2 separate regions of the Homo sapiens genome follow, and region 1 is linked to region 2. A link is an interaction called in ENCODE POLR2A ChIA-PET data of the cell type or tissue named here. Cell type or tissue: OCI-LY7. All regions are shown on one strand. Links, peaks and the distances in the headings refer to the core of each region. The heading gives the core; the rest is flanking DNA.

The links. ChIA-PET counts read pairs that join two places held together with the same protein. Peaks named below come from ENCODE experiments on the same cell type or tissue, not always from the same donor. Only the 100,000 strongest peaks of a DNase experiment are listed, where the experiment ranks them.
Region 1: POLR2A ChIA-PET joins it to region 2 with 5 read pairs; 3 of 35 experiments call an interaction of 5 or more read pairs at or near these places.

The regions. Positions count from the first base shown.
Region 1 is chr18:62,527,639-62,530,556 of GRCh38, reverse strand. All of the region lies in intron 1 of ZCCHC2 (zinc finger CCHC-type containing 2), which reads right to left. Among named protein-coding and RNA genes, the nearest start is that of ZCCHC2, 6.1 kb to the right of the region's middle. In OCI-LY7, for the core only: a CTCF peak has its summit at 1,978; no DNase peak of the experiment used is centred there; H3K4me3 peaks cover 1,821 bases; H3K27ac peaks cover 534 bases.
Region 2 is chr18:62,631,187-62,634,104 of GRCh38, reverse strand. No RefSeq gene overlaps it. Among named protein-coding and RNA genes, the nearest start is that of PHLPP1, 83 kb to the left of the region's middle. In OCI-LY7, for the core only: no CTCF peak of the experiment used is centred there; no DNase peak of the experiment used is centred there.

The DNA.
Region 1 (2,918 bases), core at 330-2,829, 100 kb after region 2:
ATACTCCACTATAAGGATTTTTATTAGGTTAAAAAAAAAACAAACCATATTCCTGAAAACACTGCAGGTTGTGTTAGTGGAAAATATGCACTGAGCACTAATCTCAAGAAAGAATGCATGCTCAAGACAGTATGTGAATTATTTCACATCTTATTAATACAATCATCACCTCAAAAGTTATTATCCCCATTTTACAGGTAAGACTGTAAATTATCCCCATTTTACAGGTAAGACTCAGGGATTTAAGTGGCCTGGCTGACAACTATCACAGCTAGTGGCAGAGTTGAAACGTAACCCTCCAAGCCTAGGGATCTACTAAACATGGCTATCATTCTTCAAGGTCTTCTCATAGCCTCTATGACACTCTTCCTGACCCCTTCTCCACACAAAAAAATTATTAAGGCAACATGTATGTATAGTACATATAAAATTATCCCCCAATACCCATGAGGAATTGGTACTAGAAACTCCCAATACCAAAATCCAAGAGTGCTCCAGTCTGGATATAAAATGGCCTAGTATTTGTGTATAACCTATGTACACTCTCCTGTATACTCTAAATAGCTCCAGATTACTTATATCTAACACAACATAGATGCTATGTAAATAGCTGTTATACTGTATTGTTTTGGATTACAAGAAAAAAGTCTGTACGTGTTCAGTACACGTGCAATATTTTTCCCTAATATTTTTGATCCATAGTTGGTTGAATCCCCGGATGTAGAAACCATGGGTATGTATAAATAAATCACACAGACATATTTTAGTCAACTTGAGAGAAAGAATGTACTTCCTCTCCACATCCAGCACCCGCTCCCGCCTCCCACCATGGTATACATGAGACTTAGTTTCTGAGTTCTCCTTACCTGGAAAATGACTGCATAGAAAAATGTAACTGGGGAAGGAACTCAGGATTTTAATAGTTATTTCCTACTAAAATAATCACTATTTGATATATTCTAAAAAGTCTCTTCCAAATGGCTTTTATAACTGAACTGCTTTTATTCTTTGCTGTAGCCAAACCAACCTAAAATTTCCCATGAAAGACATAGCTGTTTCTGGCCCCCATTCTCAGTATGTAAGATGCTGTGCCCACTTCTCTACCACCACCATCCACACAAGGCTGAGCTTTCACCTGCAACAGCTAATATTTATTGAAGACCATGAACCAGACACTATGCTACAAGTTAAGGACTCCTTCACTGAACCCTAACACTCCCAGAGTGGCGGGAGGGAAGCCTCAGTCAGCACCCACTGCCCCAACAACACTATTCACTTTAAAATATCAAATAACCCAGCAGCAGGGGTCAGTTAAATAAAGGTATTTATTAATATTACCAGTGAGCATTAGAACTGGTCATTTTTAAAAAGCATCTTTTTTTTTTTTTTTTTTTTTTGAGACGTTGTCTCACTCTGTCACCCAGGCTGGAGTGCAGTGGCGTGATCTCGGCTGACTACAACCTCCGCTTCTCTGGTTCAAGCAATTCTCTTGTCTCAGCCTCCTGTGCAGCTGGCACTACAGGCGCCTGCCACCACGCCCAGCTAATTTTTATATTTTTAGTAGAGATAGGGTTTCACCTCGTTGGTCAGGCTGGTCTCTAACTCCTGACCTCAGGTGATCCACCTGCCTTGGCTTTCAAAGTGCTGGAATTACAGGCGTGAGCCACTGCGCCTGGCCAAAAAATCATCTTTTTTAGTGCCTGCTATAATAACTGAAATTCTGACAATCAACCTTTTCCTTCTCATTTTAAGTCAGTTACTCTCTCACTAGGATTCTGGCTGCCACATCCACATTCAAGTTATCTTGAAGTAGCATCGTTGATGTTAAAACTCTTTTAAAAGTTTTCTTCCAGTATGTTTCCTATATTGCGAAGTTAATCAAAGTACTTGGTCTATCAAGTACAATTTAGCTAACTAAACTACGCTATGAAAAAGTAACAAGGTTTTTTTTTTTTTTCCCGAGACAGTCTCACTCTGTCGCCCAGGCTAGAGTGCAGTGGCGCCACCTCGGCTCACTGCAACCTCTGCCTCCCAGGTTCAAGCGATTCTCCTGCCTCAGCCTCCAGAGTAGCTGGGACTACAGGCATGTGCCACCATGCCCGGCTAACTTTTTTTGTATTTTTCTTAATAGAGATGGGGTTTCACCATACTGGCCAGGCTGGTCTCGAACTCCTGACCTCGTGATCCGCCCACCTCGGCCTCCCGAAGTGCTGGGATTACAGGCGTGAGCCACCGCACCTGGCCGCAAGGTTTTCTTTTTAATTCACTACTTTTAGTAAGTGAAGGACTCATGGCTACTTGATTTTTGTGAATTCAAATGATGAACTCAAATATGTTTTGTGAGTTCAAATAACACAAAGACATAGGATAATTTTGTGCCTTAGTATCGAAAGTTTACATTTTTATCTTTCATTCAAACATTAGTACTGTTAGTCAAGCAATTAAGCTTTGAAGATCTTGGTGACACAATCTCCAGAGAATCGTCATACCATATTAATCAATAACCACTACTATGATCGTCTACATATTTTATGCTTCTTATACCTTTGTGTCGCTAGTTGGGGACTAAACCTCCAAAATGAGAATACCCATTTTCCCGAACAGTTAACGAATGTCTTTAAGTATGCAAACATTGCTTGCATGTCTTGCTTCCTGTCTTTTCAATGAAACAGCAACAAAACTAGTACCTTTTAAAATACATAGGCATTTTTTTGTTGCTAACACACAATTTATAGTTTGGCTTCCTAATAATAGGAAGACACCCATTTTAAAAACCAAGCGTTTTCAGCTATGCTATATAAGCAGTCTGTAACTTCCTAACACAGGATTGTAACAATCACACAGAGTTCCTAGGACACTCACAGTAGTGAGTGACTTCACTACTGCTCCCTGGCCTCTTTGCTGAATTTTGTACAAGT
Region 2 (2,918 bases), core at 157-2,656:
CTCGGGCTGCAGAATTCAGCAGGACTAGGGGCTAAATGTGTGATGAAGTTGGAAAGGCGAACACAACAGCAATTGAAGTGGATTCCAAGAATAAAAAATGATTCGCCAGAAATACGCCAGGACACAGGCAGCTAAAGCCAACAAAGGGGTGGATTCCCAAGATGGGGACCTGAGAATCCAAAGGGATCGAAAAATCAAACATAGCCAGGCACGGTGGCTCATGCCTATAATTCCCACACTTTGGGAGGCCAAGGAGAATAGATCACTTGTGCTCAGGAGTTCGAGGCCAGCCTGGGCAGCATGGCAAGACCACATCTCTACAAAACACAACAATTAGCCAGGCGTGGTGATGTATACCTGTAGTCACAGGTACTCGGGAGGCTACGGTGGGAGGATCACTTGAGCCTGGGAGGTTGAGGCTGCAGTGAGCCATGATTACGCTACTGCACTGGAGCCTGGGTGACAGAGTGAGACTTTGCCACAAAAATAATAATAATAAAACAGAAAAACCAAACATCAAATAATGCAAAGACACATGGGCTTGGGGCAATTCGTGGCTTTACGGGGTGAGGTGCAATGTCAGAAAGAGGCGCAGGCACTGGGGTTCTTTAGTCTGGAGAAGAGGTGGTAGCTGTTACCTAAATCATAAGCTCCTGGAAGGCAGAGAATACAGATCTGATGTCTTGATTAGTAGGTAATAAATGGATATTGGTTGAATGATTGCTTACTTAAGTAAGCCCTTCAAGGGGAGATTCTCTTAATTGCTGCCTCATACCTCAGAATGGCTTTGATTTTCTCATTTCTCTTTTTTGCCCTGGCAGCTGTTATTGCCTCAGCAAGCTAAAGCTGTTGCTATTTCAGCATCATTGCTAAGAAGGGCATTGAAGCATCTTTATGTCAGGCTGAGCTCACTCATCCAGATTAATTCCCTAGATGTCCAGCATAATTTCTGGTAAAGTCACCTTTTGGTCTGAACAAAAAGCAGATAACTCACTTTATCTGTGAGTTTTTTATCTTGTTGACAAACCAAAATTCTTATCCATTTCAATTTCTGTGGCAATTTAAGAAATTGCTAGCAGAAGAAATGTGGACTTTGGAAGGACACATTAAGCCTGCACTTTGCTCCTCGCTATCATGTGAATGCCTCAGTGTCCTGGCCATTTCTGATTCGGTTCTGGGAGGATTACAGAAACATCATGATTACTGTGCTCTCTAAGCCTCTCACTGGTTTTAAGGAGGGGGCTGATTTCCACTTTTATTTATAGAAACTTCGAGAATGATCTCCAAAGCTCAAGAGTTCAAGAAGCTATGGAGAATCTTAGTGATTGAGAGGACATTTGGGTTCATCTAAACCAGGGGTCCCCAACCCGCAGGCCATAGTCCAGTACTGGTCTGCGGCTTGTAAGAAATGGGGCCACACAGGAGTGAGTGGTAGGTGAGTGAGCACGACCACCTGAGCTCCGCCTCCTGTCAGATCAGCAGTGGCATTAGATTCTCATAGGAGCGTGAACCCTATTGTGAACTGTGCATACGAAGGATCTAGATTGCATGCTCCTTATGAGGACCTAATGCCTGATGATCTGAGGTGGATCAGTTTCATCTGGAATCCATCAACCCCAACCAACACGTCCGTGGAAAAATTATCTTCCACAAAACCAGTCCCTGGTGCCAAAAGGGTTGGGGACTGCTGATCTGAACCCCTTCTGTGTCAGAGTGTGGCTTGCCTAAGGTTCTTTGACTAAGTGGCATGTTGGTGCTTTGAACTGAGCAACTGAGAATCTACTATGTCATGCCTTCTCATCGACGGAAGTACTTGCAGTGGATCCAGATATTTAAAATGAATGCAAAAAAGGGGGATTAAAAATGCAGTAAAAATGCAGTGAAAACAAAAAAATGTAAAAATAAGGAAAAGTCCTTTTTTTATTTTTCTTTTTTGAGACAGGGTCTTGCTCTGTCACCCAGGCTGAAGTGGACTGGCACAATCACAGCTCACTGTAGCCTCAACCTCCTAGGCTCAAGCAATCCTGCCACCTCAGCCTCCTGAGGAGCTGGGACTACAGGCTCACACCAACATGTCCAGCTAATTTTTTATTTTTTCAAGACCAGCCTGGGCAACATAGCAAGACCCCATGTTGCCCAAGCTGATCTTGAACTCCTGAGTTCAAGCAATCTGTCTGCCTCGGCTTCCCAAAGTGCTGGGCTTACAGGTGTGAGCCACCACGCCAGGCGTGAAAAAAAGTCTTAAACAACAACAAGAAAATAATGCATATAGTATTTGCTCTCTAGACCAGGTAATCATTCTGCTAAACATGCTGCTGTGTCCAAAAGACAAAGCCTTCTCAAACTGTCGAAACGTGTTTCTCAAAAGGTTCATTATATTCTTTCTTCTCTGCAAAAATGACAAGCAGTTACCATCTTTTTCTGAGCAAATATTGACAACCCCTAGCACCCAACACTATGAAAATTCAGGTATATTAAGTTTAACCCATCATCTGTCTCAGTTTTTGTCCCCTAAAACAAAGGAAAATTATAGGCACAGTGCTAACAATGGAAATGTGAGTTTTTTCCTCCTTTGGTCTTTTTGTTGCTAGGGTGTAAGCCCATGTGTGTTGTAAAACTCTCTCCCATCTGGCTGGTTCTTGAAACTTCTCTGGGTCGCAGTTCTTACAGTTGAGCAATTAATTCTAACACTTGGGAACGGCTGAAATGAAGGAGATTTCAGAGAGAATAGCTCATGACCTTATGCCTTTGTGTGTTTTACTGAGAACTGACCTCCTGCGTTACTGGGAAAGAAAAATCTATTAAAATCTCTTGGGTGAATACTTCAGCAGGCTGATTTCATTTTGAAGTGAATCATTTGGTGCATTTTAGAAGGCATGATAAATGATGTCATCTCAAATATTAATATAAACCCTGGA